Regions from separate parts of the Homo sapiens genome. Here regions 1 and 3 are each linked to region 2. The links are chromatin loops, found by intact Hi-C in ENCODE. Cell type or tissue: ascending aorta. All regions are shown on one strand. Each heading gives the region's core, and the rest is flanking DNA. Links, peaks and the distances in the headings are about the cores only. Region 1 has its middle 16 kb from the start of DPP10. Region 2 overlaps DPP10 (dipeptidyl peptidase like 10). Region 3 has its middle 160 kb from the start of DPP10.

The links. Hi-C counts contacts between places; a loop is a spot of excess contacts. Peaks named below come from ENCODE experiments on the same cell type or tissue, not always from the same donor. Only the 100,000 strongest peaks of a DNase experiment are listed, where the experiment ranks them.
Region 1: it touches region 2 in a loop (2.4-fold over the local background); 4 of 110 quality-filtered maps call a loop at or near these places.
Region 3: it touches region 2 in a loop (13-fold over the local background); 3 of 110 quality-filtered maps call a loop at or near these places.

What each region holds. Positions count from the first base shown.
Region 1 is chr2:114,421,270-114,432,618 of GRCh38, reverse strand. No RefSeq gene overlaps it. Among named protein-coding and RNA genes, the nearest start is that of DPP10, 16 kb to the left of the region's middle. In ascending aorta, for the core only: no CTCF peak of the experiment used is centred there; DNase peaks (open chromatin) are centred at 5,638, 6,298 and 7,728; H3K4me3 peaks cover 1,808 bases; H3K27ac peaks cover 5,530 bases.
Region 2 is chr2:114,538,739-114,546,738 of GRCh38, reverse strand. All of the region lies in intron 1 of DPP10 (dipeptidyl peptidase like 10), which reads right to left. Among named protein-coding and RNA genes, the nearest start is that of DPP10, 100 kb to the right of the region's middle. In ascending aorta, for the core only: a CTCF peak has its summit at 3,222 (motif pointing right); a DNase peak (open chromatin) is centred at 3,178; H3K4me3 peaks cover 1,024 bases; H3K27ac peaks cover 1,743 bases.
Region 3 is chr2:114,279,759-114,291,107 of GRCh38, reverse strand. It overlaps the pseudogene LOC124906175. Among named protein-coding and RNA genes, the nearest start is that of DPP10, 160 kb to the left of the region's middle. In ascending aorta, for the core only: no CTCF peak of the experiment used is centred there; no DNase peak of the experiment used is centred there; H3K27ac peaks cover 4,224 bases.

The DNA.
Region 1 (11,349 bases), core at 1,946-9,945, 120 kb after region 2:
CAACACAAAAAGTAAAACTAGACCCTGAATGAGGAACACCATTCTGAAATTTTAGAGCACTGGGGACAAAGATGCTAAGAACTTTCATGGAGGAAAAATAAAAGTGTTATGTATGAACAATAAGAAATCAGAGGAGCCATGGGTTTCTCAATAGCAATTCTGGAAACTAGCAGGCTGGATGGAACAACACACTAAGGGAAAATGATTTCTAACAGAATTCTGTAACTAGCAAAACTATCAATCAAATAAGAAGATAGAATAAAATTAACTTCAGACATGCAAATCACAAAATATTCACCTCCCACATAGCCTTTCTCATAATGCCTCTGTAGACGAACTCGTCAAAAGCCTTTTCTTGGTGAAACAATGCATAAAACACTTCTACTACTAATCAAAGTACAATGGTTGTACAGTGAAGTTGTAAGTTGATGAGCTGCTTTTTAATGAAATGACACTTTTATGTGAAAGAACAACTGACAGGCACACTGTGATTATTCACACTTGAATATTTGCCTGATACATTCTCTAAAATGAACAAAGTGAGCCTAACACTTTAAGGAAAACAACTGACAATAGCTGTGGCCAGTGTTAAAATAGGAACTTTCAAGCCAAAATTAGAATTCAGGAAATTTCTAACTGTCATGGGAGCTTAACTTCTTTCCAATACTTAGACTTTTCTGATGACATGTGTGGTTGTATTAACTGTATTAACAAGCATGATTTCTCAACGTTGTATAGTGAAAATTGTTGATATTTGGAAGATCTAAATTAGTAGGTAAGTCAGCATCTTCCAAATGACCAATGGATGACATTAAAGAAATGTGCATGGGTAAAAGAGTACAAAATAGATTAATAAACTTTTCATAGTAAAAAGTTAATAGATATGGTTTCAGATCCTATATTGCCACTAACCTTTAAGAAACTACCTTTAATAGAGTTGTGGTGTGCTACCAAAGAAAAAGAACCACAATTATCTAAAAAGGCCACAAAATATTTCTGCCTTTTCCAACTACAATTCTGCATAAGGTCCATTTTCTTCAAGCACTTCAGTGAAAACAACAAGCTGTAAAAGATTGAATGCAGAAATAGTTATGAAAATCCATCTGTTTTTCTTTCAATGCAGACATTGAAGAGACTGTGTTTTGTTTTGGAAATAAGTTACTTTTCATAAAAATGTTACTTACGTTAAAACACAATTAGCATATTATTGTGATTTTCAAATTAATTAATAAACACTTTTTTCTAAACGTTAGTGTTAATTTTTAATACAGTCAACATTAATAAACATGACCCATATAAATAAAAGCTCTTGGATTTCCTCAATCTTTTATTTGTTTTTTTAAGGATATGAGTCCCTGAGACCAAAAAGTCTGAGAACCACTAACATAGGAAAAAAGAAGAAATGTAGTATAAGAGCCATTTTTTTAAAAATCGTTTATTTAAAAGGGTGTTAAGGTGCATAACCAACTACTAGTACATTCCTCACTTATTAATTAGGACAATGAAATTCAGAAATGAGAAAGTGACACCAGCAATTACTCACAAAGCTAGTTCAAGCGTTCATGACTCTTTCCTCCCACTCCAAGGCTTTTTCTTCTGTATTATGCTGGCTTCTCAACCTCCATTTTGTAATCTGCATATCTTTTTTATGAACAGATAATATATATGTACATATGTGGGGTGTGTGCGTGTGTATAGAATTGTACTAGAGGCAGCAATCTTGTCCTTCCAACTTTCTTAACTCCTTCTCAGAAAACTTGTTCCAACAGCCTCTATTAAGAAATCAACAGACCTCATGAGCCCAGTACCCCCAGTTTCCGCTAATGGAATTAGTTATAGAGATACAAACAAAACAAACTTCTCTTTCTGAAAGTTATATTTGGAAAAAAGGAAAACTAGTCAGTCTCTACTGAAAACTTAAAATTGGTAAAACTGAGTAGCTGGGTAGGGTTTAAAACAATCACAACTGGGCCCGACATTTGCCAAAGTCAAGACAATGTGAATTGCAGCTGAAGGAGAGACAAGAAGATCAGCAGAGAAACACTGAGGGGTGGGACTGGCCCCAGTCCTCCAGTTCCTGGTTACAGGCCCTGTGAGGCCTAGCTTCAGAAGATTCCCATTGATTCGTCAATTTTTGCTTTATTTATTTGAATGGGTTTTTATTCTTTGCAACCTAGTGACCATGTTTCAGGAAAAATGTGCAAATGTATATAATTCCTACTCCAATAATGATGAAGTACAGCTACAGAGTGGATGGTGAAAGTATAAAAGGCAGAACATAAAGCCCTGGCATTTGCCCGATGAGAGCAGTTGCCAAGGCACAGAGCATGGCGGCAGAGAAAGCCTGTACACATGCCTTCAGCTGGCAACCTGAGAGATCACATCAGAGGTCTCTAATTTGGACCAAACATGTAGTTGGCAATTTCACTGAAAAAAACTGGATTCAGACAGGGCTTGATAACACATTGTAAAGTCTTCATAAATAATTGTTAAATTAAGAAATAAAAGCACGGCACACTTGTGGCCAACTCTCTCTAAATGTTACAATCATCTTGGAAATCACTTATCCAAAACTTCTTAAGCAATGGATCTAAAGTAAGGACCATACAAAAAGTACGTTTTCAAATAGGACTCCAGATGAGAAAATCTACCAAAAAAAAATAAAAAATTCTGTAGTGATGTCCAGCTATTCTGTTGTAATTGTAAAAGCTGAAGGTAAGAGTGGTGTTTATACTAAAGAAGAGCAAAGAGGGTTTTCTGGATAAATTCTAGAGCAGTCTCTAGAAGAGGTTAAAAAGACTGGAGCAAGCAACTAACAAAAAGCTAAGAAAAGTCATCAAATCAATGGAAACCCAAAAAGGAAAAACATGGAGGAGTGAAAGAAGAAATTGGTGCTAGTAATTTGAACAACATAGGATGATAAAGGATTTTGACTAGGCTATTGTTGAAAAGTCAGGAATAATGTCGACCCCATTATACACAGATGTTTACTGTTTGTGAAAACTCTTTCTAAAGCATTATGTTAAATGTGCTGGAAAACAGCAAGGGAGTGAAAGTTGACGTGTCTCTTCTAATCCTGGTTGATGAGGACTCAAACCTTAGAAAACATAAAATGTCCTTGAAAAATTATTATGATTCTGACATAGCAGGAGCTTCTCAAATACAAGAGTCACCAAAAAATAGACCTAAGACTGTGGGCAGATATATGCTGTTACCCCTCCAAAAGTAATGTCTTCATCCGCACAGAGGTTATGGCACTCAAGGGTCGACGACACCCAGTGATTAAAATCTGTGCCCAATACCCAGCCAGAGAGAGGCCTGAGATTTAGGGAGAATCTCTTCACTCTTTTTGGCTCTCAGGCCGGAGACTGCGGAATGTTGCCGACCCTGCAATTCAGGTTTTCCATCCTTAAAGACACTGAAGATGGACGAGACCCTGAAATCACTCTCCAAACACTGATTCTTTATTTATGGAGCCTAGGAGATAGGGAACATTAAGTGAACTCAAAACGGCATGTTGTGATCAGATTTTCAGCTGTTCTGTGTCACTGGGAACTGCAAAGTAAAAAGAACAGCCCTCTCCGATTGTCCTATTGATGTATTGAACAGTTTCAATATTTAATGTCAGATTTGGGTTTAGTAAAAAGGAACAGACCTCAACTAGACTGATTAATATCAAGCCAGCCAGGATAGATGTGGAGAAGGTGGTCATTTGTGTGATATAATTGCGGTGAACCAGGAAGAGCCATTCTGGGCAAAAACTGATTCATCTGGCCCAGTCCCAGACACCCTTCAGGTTTCACACTACAGCAAATTAAACAATGTGGAGTCGTTCTTTGGGAGGCCTCTCTGTGTTCCCTTCTTTATAAATTATAAATCTACTTACTGTCCAATATAATTCATTAAAAGAAAAACCCTACCTGTCAATTTCTTTGCATGAATATATGAGAGAGAGACACGGAGAGAAAGAGCTGTGATAAAAATATGTATCAAACTTTTATCATCATTTAATCCTAGGAAGTAGGATAAGAAGGAGTATAAGAATGAAAGAAAGCCAGGCTTTCCTCTATTTTTTAGAATTCTATAGAGGATTTAATTTGTTTAAATTTTACTCCAACAAATATGCACTACTTTTGTAATTTGGACAAAAGAAATCCAAAAAGAGAAAACTGTTGCTCACACTTCTGGAGTGTTAATGGCTTATTCATTCACACAAACTTTGCCTTGACTAACATGAGATTTTTATTTGCTGCTCCTTGATGCCAGTCCTAAAAATTGTAGATTTCAATTCTATTCTGTATCAAAATGTCATAAACTACCAAGGCTGGAAGATCCATTGGGGCAAACTCTGAATATTGGAGTAAAGGAAATGACATGATAAGTCACTTGTTTATAATAGATTGTCTCATTGACTCAGCAAATATTCTTTGAGTGCCTGTATATTTAACCAAAAATTAAAAGTGTGTTGGAGTTAAACAACTATGAGTTTTATACATATCTATCCACAAAGGACTTCTTATCAAATTTACTGCATACCAGTAATATGACTGGCACAATTCTAAATATATATATACTCGTATGTTTTAGACAGAAATTCATAGTCCCACTTTATGAATAAGAAAGTTGAGGCTCAAAAGAGTTAAATCTTCTGTCCGAAGTCACACACCTGGCGAGTATTGGTGGTATAGTCAAACCCAGATATTCTTCCCTCCAGTCCTAGGTACTGGTCAGTTTTGTATGAGGCATTCTTCTCTTGGGACTTATTCGAGGAGAAGAGAGACAATCAGAAGTGAAACTGTTTTTTTGTTGTTTTTTTCTAAACTTCTAGTCCAATTATTTTATCTAAATCACAACAATAAATATACCAATTTGAGGCTTGTTTCCGTCCTCAGTTTTAAATACTCTTTTGAATAGCTCAGAACTATTTCCTTGATCAAAAACTGATACTCACTTGGCAAGCCTTATTACTTAAATCATCTCCCATAAAATAAAAAAATAAAATAAAAGCTCATTAGAGGGGATTTTCAATATCCTCTGATTTCTAATTAAAACAAGAATTAAAAATCATAAAACTGATTAAAGTTTGTGTGGAAGAAAATAACTTAACCTTTGGACTACTTGTATTTATTATTCTTGGTGACCTCTCAAGCTAAATAATTCTGGCTGAAAATAAGACTCTGATAAAATAAACGGATTTGGATTGCTTTTCGTGCTTCCTCACAAATCTTTCTAAAGACCTTGAACTTTCTGTGGACAGAGGATATCATGACTTACGATACAGGTTAGAATAAAAGATATTTTATTGAATCTAAAATGAAAAAATATATCTTCTGTTTTAGAATTATAACTTCCCTATAATTTTATTTTATAGAGATGCTATGAACTGATGTATGTTTCCCCAAATTTATATATTGAAGTCCTAATCTGTATTTGGACATAGGTCCTATAACGAGGTAATCAAGGTTAGATGAGGTCATAAAAGTGGGGTCTTGATACAATAGGAAGAAGAGACTTCTAACAAGAGACAATGGAGAGCTTTTTCTCTCTTTCACCACACACAAAGAAGAGGTCATGTGAGCACCCAGCAAGATGGCGGCTACCTACAAGCCAGGAGAAGCAGCCTCAGAATGAAAACTATCTTGCTGGCACCTTGACCTTGGACTTTCCAGCTTTCAGAACTGTGAGAAAACAAATCTCTGTTGTTTTAGCCACACAGTCTGTGGTATCTTGTTACGACAGCCGAGCAGACTAATACAAGGAATATGACTTCATTTATATGAGTAAGTAATTTTGAACAAAAATAGCTTTGGGTAGATAAATTTAAGGTTGCTAATTTGGGCATAAAGCTTTGCTCCAACTGATAATTGGTGATAAGAATCATAGCACAAACTGCAACAAAATTAATGTGGCTACAGTCACTTCTTTGAACATCACTTAGAAGATAGAATTTATGGTGATACCGCCAGGTAAATTTCTTAAACTCAAAGAAACAAGTGTAGCTGACTGTCAACCTGGCCTTCCTTTCTACAACGTAAGGGCTTCCCAGTTGAACTCAGTTTACTAAGCAAAAGCATCCATTTCCCTTTCTTCAAAAATATTGGTGTTAAAAGAATTACAGGAGGAAAGAGGAAAACTAGTACACTTTCCAGGGAAATGTCTACAGTATAACTGAATTTTGTATGAAAAGGGAGAACACACACTCAGCCGACAGGAAAACATTGTCTCCATTTTCTCTCATGGCAAAACATCAAGGCCCCACTTTCCTGCCAGGCCTCTAGGCAACTTCAGAATTCATTTCTACGTGGCAGCCTGGCCAGCCCTTTCCAGTGACTGGAGCTGGCATGCACAATAGAATTTAATTGCTATGCCTGAGTATAACTCAGCTTGCCATTTCTTTACAGAACCACAGACCCAGGTCTAGGGGAAACTGGGCTGAAGCTAAGATAAATTAGGCTAAAAGCAAGAAAGATTTAAAACCACCAGCTCTCATATTACTATATTTAGGAGATGAGAAATGTTAATAATTCAGTACATATTGTGTGATCTAATAATTGCTTATATAATATTCATCCTTGGAATGGCTGTGGGCCAACACTACAGGCTGGGTGATGTAACTTGCACTTTCTTTTTTTTTCTTTTTCTTTTTTTTTTTTTTTTTGAGATGGAGTCTCGCTCTGTCTCCCAGGCTGGCGTGCAATGGCACTATCTCGGCTCACTGCAAGCTCCGCCTCCCAGGTTCACGCCATTCTCCTGCTTCAGCCTCTGGAGTAGCTGGGACTACAGATGCCTGCCACCACGCCCAGCTAATTTTTGTATCTGTTTTTAGTAGAGACGGGGTTTCATCGTGTTAGCCAGGATGGTCTCGATCTCCTGACCTCGTGATCCGCCTGCTTCGGCCTCCCAAAGTGCTGGGATTACAGGCTGAGCCACCGCGCCCAGCCTCAATTTGCACTTTCAATACGCTTCTCCTTTCCTGACTGTTCTCAAGGACTTAAAAGCTGGAAACAGGTTTATTTAGTTCCCTTTTCAGCTAGGTGTGGGCATATAACATAGGTCTGGGATATAAGCAGAAATCTGCTGAAGCAACCTGTTCTGTCTGGAATGCAGTCACAAAGCCTAGAGATGTGGCAACTTCCAGTGCCCATAGAGCAGCATACATAAGCATAAATGCCAAGACACTAAGAATGAGGCATAGAAACATGGGAGGAACGTGGGTCCCTGGAGTCATTGCTAAACCCACTGCCCTGGACTGTTACTGCCAGCCTTCTTCTTATGTGTGGGTGGCATATGCAGCTTTAGGTTTTTAATCTAGGACAAACCATGTGCTCCATATTTTGCAGTTGAACATTCTTGATTAATACAATGACTTCAGGTTTGCAAAAGCTTAGAAAACTTTGAGCAAAACAAATATTTTCTGCCATAAATATGTATCCAAGAAAATCTTAAAAGCCTTTCAAGTGTACAAAATCCTAGTTATTGTCTCCAGTTGAGTAACTTTTCACTTGCCTCTTTTATCTTGGGAAAGGGCACCAATCCTCTTACAGTGATAAAGGAAACAGTGAATTCAAACTAGAGTCACATAATTCTATTGCTTTTATAACTCTATCTGCTATGTCACTTGCTCTCTCACTAATTCTATGTGCTAGTTCCAGTTCTTTTTTTATGTCTAATAGTTCCTCTCTTTTCCCAGTTGTGGTTGGCTGCCATCACAGAGGAATTCCGTGGCATGGTCCAGCTGTAGCCAGACACTAACGCAATCCAAGCTTTGCTTGGCAATATGTAAAAAGACCAAGCCTAGCCATTTTATAGAGTGTGGAACTGGTCTTGTTTCCTTAAGTCTATAAAGTGTTCCTATGTACCTATCAACAGTAAGTAACCTTATTCCTCAACCTTATTTCTACCAACTTTTTGACAACCCAGAGCCCCTGAGTGTAAACATGCTTAGTGTCTTACAAACAGGTCTACTTTAAAGGACCATTGCATAGGGTCATGATAGACTTTGAACAACATTCCCTTTCCCTACTCCCAAATTCTACATAAGACCGCAGAACACTCTATTGATTTGAAACTATCCATATTTTATTCATATAATTGTGGTTTGCATAAGTTATCTAATACACATACATACACACACATATTTTTATCTAATATATTTCTAATACACATACATACACACACATATTTTTAGCTTTTTCCTGTTGAGGTGACTATTATCAGATCTTTAAAATTTATGTGCTATTAGGTAAAATCATTTTATGTCACGAGTTGTCATATCAGGCCACACCTGTGATTTTCAACACTGATATGATATTCAGAGCAATTGGACCACACCTTGCTTTCATTCAGTCAGAACCCAGCAATGTTTTGATTATGTTCAGGTTACACCCACGGAGGTGTTGACTGATTCCAGCAATCATATTTTCATCATTAAACTAAGGAATAGTTGATACAGCTCTTTAGAAGCAATGTAAATCTGCTGACAAAGAAAAGCTAATAAAATCATTGTTATACCAATCTCTCCAAAAAAAATCTTCAATTAGACAAGATTATTTTAAGAGTAAAATGTTGGAATCAGAATCAGGCTGGGCAACAAAAAAAGGGGGAGGAAGAGGAGGAGGAGGAGAAGGAGGAAGAGGAAGAGGAGGAGAAGAAGAAGAAGGAGGAGGAGGAAGAGGAGGAGGAGGAGAAAGAGGAGGAGGAGGAGGAAGAGGAGAAAGATAAGGCTTGAAGACCACAACCTTCCTATGTAAGAAATTTCTTTATTATTTTTTATTTTTTTGAGATGGAGTCTTGCTCTGTCACCAGGCTGGAGTGCAGTGGCATGATCTCGGCTTACCGCAACCTCCACCTCCTGGGTTCAAGCGATTCTCCTGCCTCAGCCTCACGAGTAGCTGGGACTACAGGCACGCACCACCATGCTCAGCTAATTTTTGTATTTTCAGTACAGACAGGGTTTCACCATGTTGGCGAGGATGGTCTCAATCTCTTGACCTCGTGATCGACCCGCCTTGGCCTCCCAAAGTGCTGGGATTACAGGTGTCAGCCACCACGCCCAACCAGAAATGTCTTGTATCACTTTATCCCAGAGCCTCAGATATACTCTTCTACTACCCTGAATCCCAGCCTTCTTCCCTGAGGTTCACCAGAATACATGACCTAGTTCTTCTCAGTTCCTCCCTGTGTGGGTTAATCCCTCTCTAATTGCTGCAGGATTAAGATTCTGCTTCAAACTGAAGGGTATTTGAAACTATACTACAGTCTCCTTTGTGATTCTTGTTAGGAAGATGACTAGAGAATTGTATAGTTATTTTAGGGGGAATTGTAGAACACAGTCAATAAAGAGTACCTAAATAAAATGAAGTGGTGAAGTAAATTAGTTTCAACCTCAGCTTAAGCACAGGATTCTGGCACTGCTGTGCAGGCCGACTTCTTGTGCAGAAAGTCTTTCAACTTAGCTTCAGCCAAGTGTGTGCCTTAAACATTCCTTTTGCATAGGGAATTGCATGCATTCCTGCCTTGTCAAACTGTGGAAGTATAGGCTTTTTCCGACTTCTGTCATCTCTCCTTGCTCCGGCATCATGGGTCCCTACAACTCACCTCCATGCTTCAGAATTCTTCCAACCCACTAGGTACATATGTCTGGTTCTCCCGAGAGCGCTCTCTCACCATGCAGTGGGCTCTATCTGCATCTCAGCAAACCTTCAGCCAGAGGGTAAGATATCAATGCCCCACCCCCTTACAGGCATCTTCAGTCTCTACGACTGAATTCTTTGAGCCCTCTTCAGTTAGATAGGGCAAGTAGAGGAAGGAAAAAATTCTAAGGGCTCTGGACCACTATTAATTCCCTTCATTCTGTCTTCCCATACTTTATTTTCCTCTTTTTCTTTTTCTTTTTTTTTTTTTTCAGAGTCTCGCTGTGATGCCCAGGCTGGAGTGCACTGGCACAATCTCTGCTCACTGCAAACTCCGCCTCCCGGGTTCACTCCATTCTCCTGCCTCAGCCTCCCGAGCAGCTGGGACCACAGGCACCTGCCACCACGCCTGGCTAATTTTTTTTTTTTTTTTGTATTTTTAGTAGAGATGGAGTTTCACCGTGTTAGCCAGGATGGTCTCCATCTCCTGACCTCGTGATCCACCTGCCTCGGCCTCCCAAAGTGCTGGGATGACAGGCGTGAGCCACCGCGCCCGGCCTTTATTTTCCTCTTTTACATGGACTGATGAAGAAGTGGGGATGAGGGTCCCAGGGCCAGTTTTGATATTTTCTATTAACTCCCATATAGACGACTCCAGCACTTTTCTATCATTCCCCCATTTTAAGGCTCCCACTGAAATTCTAAAACAAAAAGGAAACATACCACTCAAATTAATTATCTATTTAAAGAAGTTAAGAAATTACATGCAGACTTAAAGGCTTTTTAAATCTAGGTTTTGAACTTTATAACATTAGTAGTTTGAATACTGAATTAAAATTTACTTGATAAATGCCCTAACTGTAAAATCACCTTCCTGCAACATTCAAAATAACTCAGAAGATCCTTGTCACCACTAGAAATTCCTGCCCCAGTCCCCACCCCCAGGATCAGCTTACCTAGGAAACCGACTGAGGTAAGCCCAGAGCCACCCTGAGTTTTCTCAGACATTTCAACACCTATTTGATTGCTAACTACCCATTGCCTTCCCTATGCAAGGGGTCAGCACAAAGCACTGAAAATTCCTCCCACTCCAGATGCCTCTGCTTCCTCCTCACCAGCCCACCACGATGTCTCAGCTCTCCTTGAGGTCTCAGCCATAGCTCGCATCAACTAATTCTTCAATGTGAGAAGCTTTGATAAAGTTGATATAAATTATGCCTGCTTATAAGGTCTTTCTCAAGGAAAATAATCAGCTACCCAGATATTCCGTACTGTTTCAGGCTCTCAAATTATTATTCTTCCCAGAACCTACACAGTCAAAATATTGATGTACAAAGGTTTGGTTTACTCTCCACTTTCACTAGAAAGTGGGAAAAACTGACTTGGCCAGATATAGGGCTTTCATCCTCAAATTGTAGGTCACTGAGAGACAAGGAAATTTCAAAATGTGTTTTATTGTGGTTTTAAGCTGTAAGTAATAATGAATGTGTTTATTTATTCAATGAACATTTGTAGGGACACATTGCTATTTGCTAAGGTCTATGTTCTTTTGAGGGACCCAGAGCTAGTGGGGTTGCAGTGCTGTAGAGTGGCATAGACATGTAAACAAATGTGCTAGATTATTTATTGTGATGCTAACTTCTTGCTGTTTTCTCACATCTCAACTGGAAATTAAGTTGAAATAATTTTCTTCATATTGCTACTTTCATAGTCTTGG
Region 2 (8,000 bases), core at 1-8,000:
AGCCTCAATTAAGTGTGCACACCTAGCAGAAGTGGCAAATCATTAACTAGAACACTTTGCCTTAGGAGATACGGATGTCACCAGCCACTTTAAAATTGAGTAGTATGGCTTGACTGTTCTGTCAAGGGAAGATTCAAAATCTTCAGACCAGAAAAACATTTCAGAGCTTCAGGCCCACTGTAAGGAGATTGACCAGCGAGGGTGTTTGGCTGCATGAGTAATATAGTTTGGCTATCTATCCCTGCCCAAATCTCACATTGAAATGTTATCCCCAGTGTTGGAGGTGGGGCCTGGTCAGAGGCTGATTGGATCATGATTTTTTCGTGAATGGTTTGGCACCATCCCTCTTGGTACTGTCCTAGCAATAGTGAGTGAGTTCTCATGAGATCTGGTCATTTAAAACTGTGTGGTACCTCCCCACTTGCTCTTGCTTTCAACACCAAGTCATGTACCTGCTCCCCCTTCACCTTCTGCCATGATTGGAAGCTTTCTGAGACCTCCCCAGAAGCAGATGCCAGCATCATGCTTCCTGCACGGTCTGCAGAACTGTGAGCCAATTACAACTCTTTTTTTTTAATAAGTTACTCAGTCTCAGGTATTTTTATATCAATGAAAAAATGGACTGATACAGGGGGGAATGCTGAATTATGACTCTCAAGAATGGAATGATAGAACTGTATAGTGTGGGTGGGGACAGAGGAAACAGAACACAGAACTGCTTCCAAGGAATAAAATAGAGACCATCAATATGAGTATATAAACCAGGAATCTGTTTTAAAGTAGAATTTCATACACAATTCAAGGCACAAATGTCCCAGGTAATGAAATGGCAGCAGCAAAGATAAAAGACACTCATTGAGAGTTTTACATGAGTAACATTTGCTCCATGGGTTGCGGTATAAAGAAATCCAAAACTAGACTGAGTTTTCTTGCAGGTAAAACCAAAACTATCGCAAAATAATAATTATTATAATAATCAGCAGTAGCAGTGCTTAACCTGTGTTGAATGGTAAATGAACACCACAAGCGGCTGAAAAATAGAGAACAGACTTTATAGAGTGGGTAAAACTTAGACTGTTTTTTTGCAAAAAGAATGAAGAATCACATAAATTCATGTACCTGCTAACAGTTCACACAGAAAGTCTAAGAAAGTTTTATCTAAATCCCCTGCATGAGAAGTACTCATCAGGTTACTAAGAAGAAGGTAAGGCAGTTGGAAAGACATTGTATGTTGATCTCAATGAATCCAACTTTTTCTCCTCAACAGTGTCCCTCAGTGACCTGGGGTAACCTTGTTCATTCTGGAATGCTAAGAGGTAAGGAACTAGGAAGCCAGCCATCTGTTCAGTGAATCAAGACCAGTGCTGACAAATAGAAATAAAGTGTCAGCCACATGTGTAATTTCAAATTTTCTAGTGGCCACTGTAAAAGTAGTTAAAATGAAAGTGAAATTAATTATAATATTTAAAATTTATTAACTTATATAAAATGTAATTAAATACACAAAATCTCATTATCAATTATTTAATGATTTAATTTACAAAATACATTAATTTCATATTACTTAACAAATATTTTAATATATTGAGAGCCTGGCATAGTGGCTCACACCTGTAATCTCAGCAATTTGGAAGGCTGAAGTGGGCGGATCACGAGGTCAAGAGATCCAGACCATCCTGGCCAACATGATGAAACCCCGTCTCTACTAAATATACAAAAATTAGCTGGGCATGGTGGCGGGCGCCTGTAATCCCAGCTACTTGGGAGGCTGAGGCAGGAGAATCTCTTGAACCCAGAAGGCGGAGGTTGCAGTGAGCCAAGATCTCGCCACTGCACTGCAGTGTGGTGACAGAGCAAGACTCTGCCTCAAAAAAAAAAATTTAATATATTGACATAAACATAATGAACTACATTTACATAATCCATACATTAAAATAATCAATCTATGAATTAATCCTATTGAGACAATCTAAATATAAATTAATAATATATTGCTATGTAGTAGCTTATATAAATATAATCAATAAATTGAGCACTTAATTATTACGCTTAATGTATAAATTTTAATATATTATTATATCATTTAACTTATATAGACCTTGCTAAACAAATTTGAGTCCCCCCAATGACTCTTATTTTCTGTAATTAGTGGTCTATACTCTACAAAAGGCCATTTAACAAATGCTGACAAAGAGAAGCCATTAACAATATCACCTTCTTCAGACCATTTTATGCCCCTAAAGCATCCTTAGCCAAGTGTTTTATCAATCACAGTCTACTGAAATTGCCTATTTTGGACCTGTTTCTTATATTAGACTATAAACTCTTTGAAGGCAAGAAACATACTTTATTAGTCTGTGTTCCCCCAATGACTCATACTGCCAAGAATATGAACAAAAGCTTCTATGTCTTGGTTTCCTCCCACAGGATCTGAAGCGTTCTTGCCTCGTGGGGCTTTTTGGCTCATGCCTGCAGTTCCTTGAGTCTTGACTCACATTCACTTCTCAATGGAACCCATCCTGACCACTTCATTTAAAATGATAGACCTCTCCCATTGATTCTTCTGATCTTCTTTACCCTGTTCTACTTTTTCCCCAAAGCACTTAACCACATTATGGCACACTATATGCAGTAACTTGCATAGCTCCCTTCCCCTACTGGACAGTGAGCTTTAGAAGGGCAAGGATTTTTTCTTTTTTTTTTTTAACTGCTATATTCCCTGATATATACCTAACATCTAGAATGGTCAAATACTAGCTGATTAAAATAAATTTGTTGAATTAGAAAAATGAATCCTGAATGAATGAATACATGAATGAGGCTAAACAAACAAACAAAAACAACCACCACCACCACCAACAACAAAAAAAACAAGCTACATTCAAAGAGTCATCTGAGATAGGCCAAAAGTCTAGTAGACTAGCAGACATTGCAGTGATCAAAGCAGATGCTGGGCAGTTTCTTCTCAATACAAGGAGAAAAAAAAAAAAGAGTTCAGGCCAGCCATGTTTAAAAGCAGCACTACACAAATAAAAGTTAACAGCCCGTATGGGAGAGGAGTTTGCTTGCTTAATGACTTGGCAGCAGAGCAAGTGTGAGGACTGTTTGAAGAGATTTGAGACCTTATCTTTTGTTGGCTTCCTGCTCCCACAGCCCACAGGAGCCATGAAGAATATTTCCAAAGACAGCAAAAAAAGTATGGCTTTATTTGGTCACCAGGAGGCGGCGTGAAGCATTCGCAGGAAAGGAGAAGACAGTTAACCCTCAACTGAATTCCAAGAAGGAATGAACAGACTCAGAAAGAAGTGAAGGAAATTACTTCTTCCCTCTTGCTATTTCCTACTTTTTCTTTAGCTTTGCTTCAGGGACGCAGGAGTGGAGGATGCTGTCAATGTTGGAAATTAGCCCCTTGGCAAAGGCTTTAGGTGAGAGCTGAGATGTGCACTCAGTTAAGTGCTGAAAACAAGACGTCGCCAGTGCTTAGCAAACAGGAAGAACAAAGAGCAGCCAAGTGATTTAAGTCGATTCTCCTTATAAAAGGAAAATTATAATGATACCAAGACAATGAAAACTTTGTAACAAGTGAATTTTAACAATTAATACTGTTATTAACATACCATAGTCTCCTCCAGTGCCAAATCGTATTGGTCAGGAAATGGAAAAAGCCTCTAGCAGGATTAACTCAGTCTTTGTGGTGAAAACGTAATTTAAATTGTATTCTATTAACTTGGAAAAGATAAGCCACTGTTCTCTTGAGCAAACCCAGGGCTTATTTGAATGAAGCAGGACTTTGCCAATCCAAGGTTTCAGGCATGATTGGGGAAGGAGGAAATAGAGCCACAGGTATTCCTAAGAAAGATCTCATCCTAAGAAATGAGAGGCAGATCCCAATCTTGATAAAACCCACACTATGAGGCACATTCAGTTTTGGAGGCATAGTGCAATAATGAGTCATGAGATATTAAGTAACTATTCGTGTTTGAGAATCTGTGCTAAGAATTTTTTAACATAGATTTTCTCATTTTTATTTCACCAGATTACCACCTTACAGATAAGAAAGCTTGTCTTCCTTGCCTAAGTAGACACCCAGGGTCACACGGCTAGCAAATGGTGGATTCAACCACAACTGAAGGCGATTTGATGCCAAAGCTTTATTCTCCTCTATACTCAGGGATAAGAGGGGCAGAAACTGCATTCCTTAGGGATACAGAGGATGCTGAAGAGGTTTAAATCCAAAAGCCTTGATGTGTTAGTAAGATGAGACTTATGTAAATCCAAGTCATCAGCTCCAAGTGTTCCACTCAATCAGCCTTCTGGAAAGCATGTGGGGAGAACTGGTATGCCATTCCCCACCAAATAAGGAGTGTAGGTGTTAGTAGATAAAGATATTCGGCCAGGCACGGTGGCTCATGCCTGTAATCCCAGCACTTTGGGAGACTGGGACTTGTGGATCAACTGAGGTCAGGAGTTCGAGACCAGCCTGGCCAACATGGTGAAACCCCATCTCTACTGTAAATACAAAAATTAGCCAGGCATGGTGACACATGCCTGTCATACCAGCTACTCAGGAGGTTAAGGTAGAAGAATCACTGGAACCCGGGAAGTGGAGGTTGCAGTGAGCCAAGATCGCGCCACTGCACTCCAGCCTTGGAGACAGAGTGAGACTCCATCTCAAAAAAAAAAAAAAAAGGAAAGAAAGAAAGAAAAAAAACTGTATGTATATATATTCAAGCAGAAACTGGTTTTTTAAAAAAAATCTCCCATTGAGAATCCATTCTTTATTTTACACTTACATTTTTCCCTGTTACAAAAAATAATAAAGGGATGTTTTAAATTAAAATAAAAACCATAATCCCATTACTCAAAAGCAACTATTCACTTCTAGTCTTTTTCTGTGACATTTTAAATAGTTTTTATCGTATTATACTCTTTCCTCCTGTGTTTGCTCAACATATGGCATAAGCATGTTTTGCCATTAATATTCTACAAGTTTTAAATGTTTAATAATTTTATAGGAAAAAAATTTAAACTTTCTGTCAATGTGCTTTGGTAACATGCCATCAGGTATAAGTAATAACTTACTTAATTTCTTCCCTGTTAGTCATTTGCTTTTATTTTTTTTCTATTATAAATGACAAAGATTAACTTCTTTAACTTAAAGCTTAGCCTTCTGCAATTACTCAAATATCTGCAGGAAAGCTAGAGTATAAGATCTGATGATTCATTTGTATATTGAAAGGAGCTTACCTGTTTTCCTGAGAGTGGATTTCAGGAAAAAGGGGGGTTTTGAGGAAGGGAGTATGGAATTCCGGAATTCCTGACAATGGTATAGTAGGGTCTTCCTAAGGGGGAAGCTGGCACAGAAAGGAGAGGTTTGGCTGTCCAAGAGTCACCTCCCAGTGTCCAGTGTTGATCACGCTGACTCTACTTTCATACAAACCACTGGATGGAATATGAATGCTTCAACCTCCGAAAATATCCAGACCCCCCGAGTATGTCAGGGGAGTATAAGTCTATATCTGAACTTTAGAAGAGATTCCTGTACATTTAAAACAAAAATACAGAGTAGTTGCGAAAAGCCGTGACTTCGCCCCCATCGGAAATCACAACCCCTGCCAGAGAAGCTATTTTCCAAGTGGGCAAGAGAATTCCCTCAAGAAAGTTATGAGTTCTCATTTGAAACATTCTTGAAAGATATATCTATTTGTCTCTTAAAGATGGAGAGGAAACAAGGTATTTAAAAGACCAAAGAGATTGGAGTTAAGCTGTGACGGGAGTGGAGGGTAGCAGCTTCCTAATGAGAGTCTGTGTAAGTTTTACGAGTATATTTCTGAAGGCAGTTCACAGCCTTTAGTGAAGGTAAGACTAAGAAGAGATTGGACAATACCATTTTATGTATGGTTTTAGGAGTGGGGAGCAGGAGGCGTATAAGCAGAGGCAAGGGAATTGAAAGACCTTTCGCTAAACTGTTAGAAAACGAAGTCTTCATGAACTCTCTCAGTTTAGACTCCTTTTCCTTAAGCCCTGATGTAATTAAATCAAATTCAGCAATAACAAAATATCATAAACAATTTTAATGTATAATATGTGCTGAAAAGTGTCATTAAGGAGATGGCTGCAATAAATAGAAAAATATTTAGTGTGGCTCCATCTGAATGTTCTATTGCCAAGGAAACACAATATGAAGTTTTTCTTTAATTATTTCAATATAATGACTTTCACTAGGTGACTTTAAAACCATGGCCAGTATTATTATAGGAATTACTGAAATGGTTTTAATGAGTATCTGCTAACTTCGTCAAGCTTATACCCAACCTTTTTAATTATACCACTCATTGTACCTTTTAAAATAGGTATATCAGGCTTCCAATCACTTTTCTTCTGTTGAGATCTGACTAGATGACAACAATCTGTCTCAGATTCTCCATGACAGTTCTAATTATACATATTCCATGCCATTGTCCTTCCGAACCATCAAATTGCCTTAGCTATGTCAATGTAGGGAGTTAAAACTACTCTTCTTAAGTACTGGTCCACATTTGGAAATGATGCAAAAATCCTTTGTCACTTTGCATTTGATACCTTATTTGGAAAATATCACTCCATTGGTCTCATGAGAGAGGCTGAATTGGTGGTATCTGTCTTTGAAAATATGTTGCACATTTCCTGTTACTCAAACCTTAGATTTCCATTCCTATTATGTACTTTAATACTAAAAATAATAATATGTTGTATGCTGAAAATGTCCAGTAGGCAGGTGATGAATTGCGAACACTTGGAATTATCATTACCTGCAATGTGGGCATCTTTATCATAATAATATTGCTAAGAATATAAAAGAATATAAATGGTTGCTGTTCTAAGTGACTGATTTATCTGTTATGGCTATGTCAATGTGCTTTAGAAGACTACATATAGTGCTGTATATGGGAGGCCTCTGATCATTCATTCTTGCGTGTAATCATTTAACAAATATTTATTAATTTGTTAATTAATATAAACAAATATTTATTGAGTATATTCTTTGTGCCAGGTGCAGTATGATGTGCTGAATCTATAATGGAGAACAAAATACCCATGCTCTCTACGTGCATGGAACGTAGAGCAGGTCAGAGATGACACTGAAGCTGAAACGTGAAAGCTGCATAAGAATTAGCCAAGCAAAAAGAAAGCAGGGGTCAAGAACCTGAGCAAAGAAAGCACTTGGAATATGCAAGAACTGGAAGAAAGCATGCCTGCTACAGCACACGTTTAGGGGACTGAAGCATGAGAATAGAAAAGGCCAGGCCACACAGGCCTAGAGGCCTTATGGCACAGTGGCTTGTCTTTTATCTTAAGATGATAGGAAGGAAATACAGTCGGAAGGAACTTCCATCAGAGCTGTGAAATAATAATGAATTTATGTATATATATATGTGTGTGTATGTATATATATGAATTTACTTTTCCTAGAAGTTATATATAATTGTATATATGTAATTATGTGTTTATAATATATTTTTAATATATTGTATCAATAGTTATGTGTATAATTATAAATATAATTTATATGTAATATACAGTTATAAATAAAACATGTAATATAACATAATTATAAATATATTTATATATATAAAATACAATTTTTATTTTAAAAACATCACTTTGTCTGCTATGTGGCAATTAAAGGTTATGAGTAGAAGCAAGAAGATCAAAGTGGCTGTCATCTCTCAGGTTCCTCAGTGTCTGTCCTCATCTCCTTTGAAGGACAGGAAGACAGTGACTTCTCAGCTCTTTGGCAGTTGGATGGGTATGTGTGACTAATCTGATCAAGGGGCTATGAGAAAAAGCGATGTGAAGCTCTTATGGGCCTAACGACAGAGAAGGGAATTCTCTTCTTTTGCCCCAGCAAACCCAGAGATGTGTGCTCTCGGGTGCACCTACTGCAAGTTGGACATTCTCTCAGTCTGGGTCCTTTGGTGGCAGTGACAAGAAGAAGCACTTCCATACATGCTGCATCT
Region 3 (11,349 bases), core at 2,062-10,061, 260 kb after region 2:
AATTTCCGAGATATTTAATAGCACTGTTCAAAGGAGAAATAAAAGCAATTTGATCTTTACTGCTAATATAAATAGATCAACAAATATTTGTTAAACTCGACTTTGTGCTTAGCAGAGAAAGCTAGCTGTCCATCAGAATCCAGTTTTGTATTTCAGGGTATAAATCTGTGTCTAGGAAATGGTTGCCCAGGATAGGACTATATCACATCCCCAGTCTCCTATGCCCCTAGTGTGACCATATGACTCATCTCTCCAATAACACTGACTGGAAATAATGTTTGCATTTGTAAGCGAAGTCTTAAGACTAGGACCATGGGTCAGGCACAGTGGCTCACACCTGTAATCCCAGAACTTTGGGAGGCTGAGGCAGGTGGATCATGAGGTCAGGAGTTCAAGACCAGCCTGGCCAACATGGTAAAACCCTGTCTCTACTAAAAATACAAAAATTAGCTGGGCATGGTGGCGGGCATCTGTAATCGCAGCTACTTGGGAGGCTAAGGCAGGAGAATCATTTGAACCCGGGAGGCGGAGGTTGCAGTGAGCTGAGATTGCAAGATTCCATCTCAAAAAAAAGAAAAAAAAAAAAGGACCAGTTGGCTCTTCAGGCTCTTCCAGCTTCTCCAAGCTCGATGTAGAAAACAACAAAATCCTAAGATAGGAAGAACCACACATTGAGAGGAGCTGGCTCTGAGTCTCCACGTGGCAAAAAGCTGTTCATGAACAGGAACAAGAATGCCAGCCTTGGTTAAGTGAGTAAGATCTAAACTTCTGTTACATTTCAGCCATTACGTATCGGTGAGTCTATGTGTCACAGCATGTTTGCCCGGTCTGATTAGTAGAATAGCATTCTTACAGACTTCATGAGATACATAAAGAAGTGAAAGACATTGCACTTCTTACAAAAAATGACTTTACTCTGCTTAAAGAAACAAAGAATACATGCAAGAAAAGTAAAATATCACAAAGGAAATGATAGTTTAAGAGATGCCAGAGGATAGTACAAGAGTAAATTCACAACTAATTGGCATTGGCACAAAGTACTAGGAGTTCAAAGGTAAAAACCTAAATGTGTACTTGGGAGGCTGAGGCAGGAGAATGGTGTGAACCTGGGAGGCAGAGCTTGCAGTAAGCCAAGATCACGCCACTGCACTCCAGCCTGGGCGACAGAGAGAGACTCCGTTTCCCAAAAAAAAAACCCAAAAAAACCTAAATACATATTTGAAAAATATCCATAGGAAAATGGTGGGTTCTGCTGGTGAGAGCTTTAAGCTATGCTGCTGCTAAGAATCAAATCACCTTCTGGGAAATTCTTCATTTGAATAAATAAACCTAAAGCTCCTGATATCCTTAATTCTTTTTTTTTTAATTATACTTTAGTTTTAGGGTACATGTACACAACGTGCAGGTTAGTTACATATGTATACATGTGCCAGTCTGGTGTGCTGCACCCAGTGATTCATCATTTAACATTAGGTATATCTCCTAATGCTATCCCTCCCCGCTCCGCTCCCCCGACCACAAAACAGACCCCAGTGTGTGATGTTCCCCTTCCTGTGTCCATGTGTTCTCATTGTTCAATTCCCACCTATGAGTGAGAATATGCGGTGTTTGGTTTTTTTGTCCTTGCGATAGTTTGCTGAGAATGATGGTTTCCAGCTTCATCCATGTCCCTACAAAGTACGTGAACTCATCATTTTTTATGGCGCATAGTATTCCATGGTGTATGTGTGCCACATTTTCTTAATCCAGTCTATCATTGTTGGACATTTCACTTGGTTCCAAGTCTTTGCTATTGTGAATAGTGCTGCAATAAACATACATGTGCATGTGTCTTTATAGCAGCATGTTTTATAATCCTTTGGGTATATACCCAGTAATGGAATGGCTGGGTCAAATGGTATTTCTAGTTCTAGATCCCTGAGGAATCGCCACACTGACTTCCACAATGTGGACTAGTTTACGGTCCCACCAACAGTGTCAAAGTGTTCCTATTTCTCCACATCCTCTCCAGCACCTGTTTGTTTCCTGACTTTTTAATGATCACCTTTCTAACTGGTGTGAGATGGTATCTTATTGTGGTTTTGATTTGCATTTCTCTGATGGCCAGTGATGATGAGCATTTTTTCATGTGTGTTTTGGCTGCATAAATGTCTTCTTTTGAGAAGTGTCTGTTCATGTCCTTCGCCCACTTTTTGATGGGGTTCTTTGTTTTTTTCTTGTAAATTTGTTTGAGTTCATTGTAGATTCTAGATATGAGCCCTTTGTTAGGTGAGTAGATTGCAAAAATTTTCTCCCATTCTGTAGGTTGCCTGTTCACTCTGGTGGTAGTTTCTTTTGCTGTGCAGAAGCTCTTTAGTTTAATGAGATCCCATTTGTCAATTTTGGCTTTTGTTGCCATTGCTTTTGGTGTTTTAGACATGAAGTCCTTGCCCATGCCTATGTCCTGAATGGTATTGCCTAGGTTTTCTTCAAGGGTTTTGATGGTTTTAGGTCTAACATTTAAATCTTTAATCCATCTTGAATTAATTTTTGTATAAGGTGTAAGGAAGGGATCCAGTTTCAGCTTTCTACGTATGGCTAGCCAGTTTTCCCAGAATCATTTATTAAACAGGGACTCCTTTCCCCATTGCTTGTTTTTGTCAGATTTCTCAAAGATCAGATAGTTGTAGATATGTGGCATTATTTCTGAGGGCTCTGTTCTGTTCCATTGGTCTATATCTCTGTTTTGGTACCAGTACCATGCTGTTTTGGTTACTGTAGCCTTGTAGTATAGTTTGAAGTCAGGTAGTGTGATGCCTCCAGCTTTGTTCTTTTGGCTTTGGATTGACTTGGCAATGTGGGCTCTTTTTTGGTTCCATATGAACTTCAAAGTAGTTTTTTCCAATTCTGTGAAGAAAGTCCTTGGTAACTTGATGGGGATGGCATTGAATCTATAAATTACCTTGGGCAGTATGGTCATTTTCACGCTATTGATTCTTCCTACCCATGAGCATGGAATGTTCTTCCATTTGTTTGTACCCTCTTTTATTTCATTGAGCAGTGGTTTGTAGTGCTCCTTGAAGAGGTCCTTCCCGTCCCTTGTAAGTTGGATTCCTAAGTATTTTATTCTGTTTGAAGCAATTATGAATGGGAGTTCACTCATGATTTGGCTCTCTGTTTGTCTGTTATTGGTGTATAAGAATGCTTGTAATTTTTGTACATTGATTTTGTGTCCTGAGACTTTGCTGAAGTTGCTTATCAGCTTAAGGAGATTTTGGGCTGAGACGATGGGATTTTCTAGATATACAATCATGTCATCTGCAAACAGGGACAATTTGACTTCCTCTTTTCCTAATTGAATACCCTTTATTTCCTTCTCCTGCCTAATTGCCCTGGCCAGAACTTCCAACACTATGTTGAATAGGAGTGGTGAGAGAGGGCATCCCTGTCTTGTGCCAGTTTTTAAAGGGAATGCTTCCAGTTTTTGCCCACTCAGTATGACATTGGCTGTGGGTTTGTCATAGATAGCTCTTATTATTTTGAGATATATCCCATCAATACCTAATTTATTGAGAGTTTTTAGCATGAAGGGCTGTTGAATTTTGCCAAAGGCCTTTTCTGCATCTATTGAGATAATCATGTGGTTTTTGTTGTTGGTTCTATTTATATGCTGGATTACATTTATTGATTTTCGTATGTTGAAGCAGCCTTGCATCCCAGGGATGAAGCCTACTTGATCATGGTGGATAAGCTTTTTGATGTGCTGCTGGATTCGGTTTGCCAGTATTTTATTGAGGATTTTTGCATCAATGTTCATCAGGGATATTGGTCTAAAATTCTTTTTGTTGTGTCTCTGCCAGGCTTTGGCATCAGGATGAGGCTGGCCTCATAAAATGAGTTAGGGAGGATTCCCTCTTTTTGTATTGATTGGAATAGTTTCAGAAGGAATGGTACCAGCTCCTCCTTGTACCTCTGGTAGAATTTGGTTGTGAATCCATCTGGTCCTGGACTTTTTTTGGTTGGTAGGCTATTAATTATGGCCTCAATTTCAGAGCCTGTTGTTGGTCTATTCAGAGATTCAACTTCTTCCTGGTTTAGTCTTGGGAGGGTGTATGTGTTGAGGAATTTATTCATTTCTTCCAGATTTTCTAGTTTATTTGCCTAGAGGTGTTTATAGTATTCTCTGATGGTACTTTGTATTTCTGTGGGATGGGTGATGATATCCCCTTTATCATTTTTTATTGCGTCTATTTGATTCTTCTCTCTTTTCTTCTTTATTAGTCTTGGTAGCAGTCTACCAATTTTGTTGATCTTTTCAAAAAACCAGCTCCTGGATTCATTGATTATTTTAGATATTGATACAGTTTGTGTATTGGTTCCTACCCAAATCTCATGTTGAATTGTCATCCCCAGTATTGGAGGTGGGGCCCGGTGGCAGGTGATTGGATCGTGGGAGTTAATTTCTTACGAATAGTTTAACGCCATCCCCTTGGTGCTGTCCTCACAATAGTGAGTTCTCGTGAGACCTGGTCATGTGACAGTGTGTGGCACGCCCCCACTTCTCTCTCTTGCTCCTGCTTTCGCCGTATGAGGTGCCTGCTCCCCCTTCACCTTCTGCCATGATTGTAAGCTTCCTGAGGCCTCCCTAGAAGCTGAGCAGATGCCAGTGCCATGCTTCTTGTAAAGCCTGCAAAACTGTGGGCCAATTAAACCTCTTTTCTTATAAATTACCCAGGCTCAGGTATTTCTTTATAGCAATGCAAAATCAGCCTAATACCTATGTGTTCCAGAATCTCTGATTTGCCTGCAGTTGTAAGCTTACTTTTTCTTGTAATGCCTACTTCTGACCTGATTAGACCATTTATGTTCTAATTTTGTTGTTGTTTGCTTAAAACATCACGTTATGATCAATCTTTTCCCTTTCAATGTAAAATGATTTCTATTTCACTGATTCCATTTCATTCAGGAAGTAAGTTTGTAAATTCTAGCTAAAAGAGACTCAGTTCAAATTTCAGCTCAGATTAGAAGAGTTCCAGAAATAATCATGATGTATTCATATTATTTTTAAAGCTACGTATTAAGCATTAACAATTTGCTAGCCACAGTGTATGTAAAGAGGAACACAATGTAGTCCATAGCTTTTTGGTACTTATATTCTAATGAGACCTCCTCTAAAAGAAGAGGTCATACCACAGACAGAAAGAACTAGATACATGAAGCCTGTAAGCCTGGAGATGACTCAGTGGTCGAAAGATAACTGTCTTCTTTGACGATTTAAAGGTTTTTTCCTAGGGAAGAGAGATCAGACTTATTTCTCATGGCTTTTGCCCACTGATGTGGACAGTGGGTACTATTAGTCACTCAAAAAAATGTATTTTGCATAAATGAATGAATGTCATCTTGAGCCTAGGAACTTGAATCAATTCCAGATATTTTTCATTTGCTGTAAGAAATGGCGCTTAACTTGGTCACCTACTTGCTGTGAGCCTTCAGAAAAAGAAAAAAAAAGTCAATTTAAGAACCAGGACGACTTAGGTAATAGCCACAGGAAGAAGGATTTGGGTTTGATATAAGGATGCAATTTCTAAAGGTCAGAGTCTTCAAACATGCATGGTCTTACTTTCTGAAAGGAATTAAGAAGTTTTCAGGCATAGTGGACTAAATGACAGAGATTGGAGGAGAAGACATTCAGATATTTGAGGTTCTCAGACAAGGGCTCAAGATATTCTGAGCTCTTCAGTGGAAATGTGGGGGTGGTTGAGAATTAGCAAAGCAAAGGCCCTGGGTCCCTGGGGGATGAGATAGGGGAAAGAGTTAGACAGGAACCAGGACCCCATAAATAGTCCACAGGGTAGAACTAGACTACCAGACAAAACTAATGAAATTAATTAAAGGAGAGAAACTTCACTGGAGGCTCTGTCATGTTGAGTGGGCCACCCAGAAAACGGTATGCTTGGGACCACACAGATACTTAGAACTCATCTCTTAGCCCTGAATACAAGGTCTGTTTGGCTGTGAAAAGCCAGTGTATTTGTTTTAGAGGAAACCAAGGCTCTCGGCAGTCCTGGTGGAAATATTTGACCCTGCCCTGGGAGTTTCTCTTAATTCTGTGTCCTATCAGATAGAGGTAGTAGAAAATGAAGGGTCGTCTGGAATGCTTAATAGCTCTGCAACTTTTGGAAATCTACTCTGACCTTCAGGTTCATTGGCCAGAGGAGGATAGCAACATGAAGCTGGAGGGTGGTGGGAGAATTAAACAAGAATTGGTTCTGATCTGTGCTAGTTGCATCTAATCGATGTATTGTTTCTTTTTTCCCCTTCTAGCTTTGAACTTTTATAATTCTTTCTCCATGAGAAGCTTCAAAATCTTTTAATTTTCAGGCTAAGCGCAGTGACTCATACCTGTAATCCCATCACTTTGGGAGGCTGAGACGGGTGGATCACCCGAGGTCAGGAGTTCGAGGCCAGCCTGTCCAACATGGAGAAACCCCATCTCTACTAAAAATACAAAATTAGCCCGGTGTGGTGGCATATGCCTGTAATCCCAGCTACTCAGGAGGCTGAGGCAAAAGAATCACTTGACTTTTTTTATTTTCATTTCCTCTTGGGAGCCGCTAATTTATTATTTGAGAAAGTCAAATGGTATTTATAGATCCATGAAACTGGAATGTGTTGTGTAAACTAAGATGAAGGCAAAGCCAGGGCTTTTTGTTGCCCCTCAGGATCCCAGTAACCTGGTTTGGCTATTTTGTAAACCCAACTAATTTTTCTCCATGTCTGCTAGTGTTACTCTAAATTAAGATGTAATGCATTCTGGAAGGTCATTGGCATTTGAAGGGTCTTCTCTAAACTGTATCTAAATCACCTAGAGTTGATGCAGCATTCTAGGAAGGACAAACATGTATTTTTACATTTAATTCAGAATGTGACAGAAAACTGAGACTGTCGTGTTCTTTTCTTCATCCAGAAAATCTCTCGTTCCACAAGCATAATTCCCTTCTCGCCAGGAGTCACCAGGCTTGCATCAAACAAAAGTGTGTTGGCATTACAATAATCAAAGCAGGACCAAAATGCCCTTCAATCTTCACGCTCCTTTCAAACCAAACAAAATATGGCCCTATGCACATCTATTCCAGACAAGGCATTCCCATGGGAGTGGGGGTAAAATGTCCTAATGCGTTTTCAATTTACAAAGTAACTCCCTATATTTAGATCAGTCAGTTTATATCTGAGTTCAAAAATTCCAGAGAATCTGGCATCTTTCCTCCCTAGCACGATTATGTTTTTCAAAGAATTCTGTTCTCAAAAATTTTTACCCTTCTCTCAGAAATAGGCTCTTTACTAGGGATATTTTAAGCTATATAAATGTTTCTTTATTTTCATACTTACAAACTGTCTAATTCACTTTGTCAGTGCAAGGTTTTGCTTTTTAAAGGATCTGTTTACGATGCATACAACAAAACCAAGTAATCATGTTGTCACCCAATATTAGAAAAATGATCATTAGTGCTCACAATAATCATGTCAGGCCACATAAAATCAAAATAATGCCTTATAATCCATCCAAGACTATCTGATCTGAGTTCTTTATGTTTATATATTTTATTCTATAATAATTCCTTGATATATGGGTAAGTCATTGGTCTGCAATACATTTTAATATGAATTAGGTGGGCTTTGTTTTGCTTAGTTTTAGATAGTCACATAAGGAGGGCAGGGGCAGGATTAGAAAACATTAAAAGACTTGGAAAATGATCTAAAATAAACATAGGGCATCAAAGAGAAACAGCGTTTAAGAGCAAGGATGAGTAAAAGAAGATAATCACATAAAAAATGTTTCATTTCTCCATATTGGTGGTCAGAAGTGACCCCAGTGCTAAGTACCACACCACAGGAAGATTTTTACAAAGGAGATAACATAATATTTCTGAATTAGAGTTTTGGGATGTAGTTCATGTTAAGTGGTTAGTTCAGGCTTTCAAGCAGTTTGCACTTTGAAATCAGAGTCATTTCTGAAATCCTATGAGAATTCAGTTTTTAATTTCGTAAGAAATAACTGATTTGCCCGAAAATCAAATGTTGGAATTGAAAAGGGCAGATTTTTAGATAAAATCATGTTACAGTTGATTCTGTGAGCACCTGTATTAGTTCTTTCTGGTTTTAAATATACCTCAAAACTCCTCGTGCTGGCCGAGCGTGGTGGCTCATGCCTGCAATCCCAGCACTTTGGGAGGCTGAAGCGGGTGGATCACCTGAGATCAAGAACTCGAGACCAGCCTGGCCAACATGGTGAAACCCCATTTCTACTAAAAATACAAAAAATTAGCCAGGCGTGGTGGCAGGCACCTGTAATCCCAGCTACTCAGGAGGCTGAGGCAGGAGAATTGCTTGAACCTGGGAGGCAAAAGTTGCAATAAGCTGAGATCATGCCATAGCACTCCAGCCTAGGCATCAAGAGCAAAACTCCATCTCAAAAACAAACAAACAAAAAACAAAACAAAACACTCCTTGTGTTGTGCTGAAGTCTTGGTTGAGAGAGAATTGCGGACATCAGGGCATGCTGAAGCCCTACCTCGATGGGCACTGAGCACAATCAACCAACAAGCAGGGAAGGGAGGCAGCAGGTAAGAGCAGGGATATGCCTGCTGAGCCGCCCCTCACCCTTGACTGTGGGCAGTGGACAGGGATCATCCAGGTCTTCACAAAAGCGTAGACAGCTTTCCAGATGGAATGGAGGCTTAGATGCCTAAATAATAGATGCCTGTTAAATAGACTAACAACATCAAGAGGGCAGAGAAGGATGAAACAAAGACTAAATAGATATGGAGGCTGAAGAACTGGCTTCAGAAGAGAATTCTGTGGGGCACCTGCAGGCACCTTAGGACCTTGACTTGGATTTATAGAGACTTGCAGAAATAGAAGTGGCATGTCCAGAGCATCATCTTCATTACTATTCATTGTGTATGCTTACATGAACTGAGGACTGTGGGTGCATGGTTATCACAACAGGGCCATGGGACATGATTGATGGAAAGACACCAACAGCCACAGATAAAGGATGCAAAAGTTATATCTGAACCGAAACTTTAAAATTTATAGAGATAGTTATTGACAGAGGCAATATAGCATGCTCCCAGATGGAAGTAGAGGCTCCCCACGTCTACGGTCTTGCATGGAGGTGCAGGTACTGCATCACACACCAGGTGACCATTTCACCAAGTGCAAGGAGCTCACAGCTGCCATCCACATGGTACTAGTGTGTATTAGGAGGGAATTCATTATACTCTCCTGTCCCCTCCCCATATCTCTGATCTGGAGATTCTTGTTCACTCCGCCTTTTCACCACATACAAGGAATTACTACAAAACCACTCAAGTAAGCATTTGATTGGATAAATCCAAGACCTTGTCCAAACACATAGCATCCCTTAGGAGGTCCAAAGATCAGGCTTCTTTTAGGTCCATTTCTACAGAGGACATTGTTTACATGTTTACTCTAAAAACCTGAAGTTGGTATTTCCAACCCAGACTAGTCTGGTTTGGAACAACTAGACTAGACTTCTGGGGAAGGTTCTGTTTGAAGATTTCATTAGAAGTTTCAACCAGTCTTCAGTTTGATTACTTTTAGGCCTGAACTGACTTCTGGTGTCCCCAGCTGAGCTAGGCTAGCTGGCAAGTGGAGGCCTAATAACAGATCCACTTTCAATCAAAAGGCCATCGCTGTGCTTGTTGATAAATACTGTGTGTGTGACTCATGTTATTTATTTAACCTTTAATAACGCTTACCACACACCTGCATTTCTGGGGTCTGTGGTTAAAGTTTAGGAATCAGTCCACTTGATTATGAGTTCAGAGACCTAAATTTAGTCCTAGTACCAATGGTACCAACAGAGCAGTAAGTTAAATAGCTTCACATCTCAAGTGACTTTCTTCATCTATAAAATAAGGCAATCAATCCTTTTGTACTTCATGAGCATAGATGATCGGGTGTTCATGCACGTGTGTGAGATGTGCCACCCTCGAATGGGCACATTACCCATCTGACCTGAAGAAAAAAATATTAAGTGAAAAAGATTTTTTAAAAATAAATAAAATAAGGCAACTGGACTAGGTTAACATTTATCCAAGATTTTCCTGAAGTTTCTCACTGGGCTCACCTGAGGTGGTTATAGAAAAGTAAATCTTTGTGGACTTATCCCTGACTTAGATTTGGAATCTTTGGAGAAGGGGTCCGGAATATTTCACTTGTAGCAAATTCCCCTAGGGACACTGAACCATCAGGTCATTTCTGAGGTTTCATCGATCTTTGACATTACATAAGGACAAGGACAAAGTAATATTTCTATTGATCTGTCATGACTATATGAATAAGGTTAATTCTAGCAATTTGGCCCAAATGTGTTAGGTCACCTTCGCAGTGCTTTATATCAGGTGATTGAGTCATCAAGCATAGAGATACTATGGCAATTGTTGAAGAAGCTCAGAATTTTAAGCCAAGATGACCTGGGTTCAAATCCTACCTAATTGCTGCTCCAATTGTCTTCCTTCCTGATTCCCTAAGCCTCCATTTCCCAATCTGTTAAGCGTGTGCGATAACAACGCCTGTGTCTTAGGCAGTACCATCACAAATATTTCCATAAAATAGAGTTTAGGAGAGGCAATTCTAAGTGTGGGCTAGGGTAGGAAGTGCAGGGCGGGGAATGGGATGGAGGACAGATCTTGAAACTTCATTTGCCTAAGAAGGTCCATGTGGGGCGGCTTTGGCAAAGGTAGGAAGATGGGAACTGATGGAGATTTACTATCACTACTTGTGATGATTATGAAGATTAATAAGGAAATAAGGATTTTTTCATAGATTTTCTGACACAAACAATGATCAATGAGTAACAGCTCTTATTAAGTTGAACCATATGAAATTGCTAATTTTCAACTCTTTTTGACTGTCTAAATGGCAGTTCCATATGGTTTCAAAACAATATAATTTAATATGGAAATCCCAGTATGACATAATGAATTTATTTTTCCCAAATTATTCATGTCCTTTTCAAGAAAAAGTGAGAGAGGTGTCACTGAATATACAATGTGTTTTTTTCTTTTATAATGATTTTTTTTATTTTAATGAAAATTCAAAAGGCTTCACCTCAAGTCACATTACAATCATTTTTCTAAGTAATGATATGATAAGAAGTGAGGCAGCAGGTGGGAGTTGTGATAGAAAACACCCAGGAGGATGTCAGATGAGGGATTCTTGTGCCTTGTTCTAACTATTACGATAACAGCTGTCCTTCTTGTACAGCACATCCTGTCTCTGTGACTTTAATGATGACCTGAACTCCTAATCAAGTGTTCATGTGGCCCACAGACACCACTG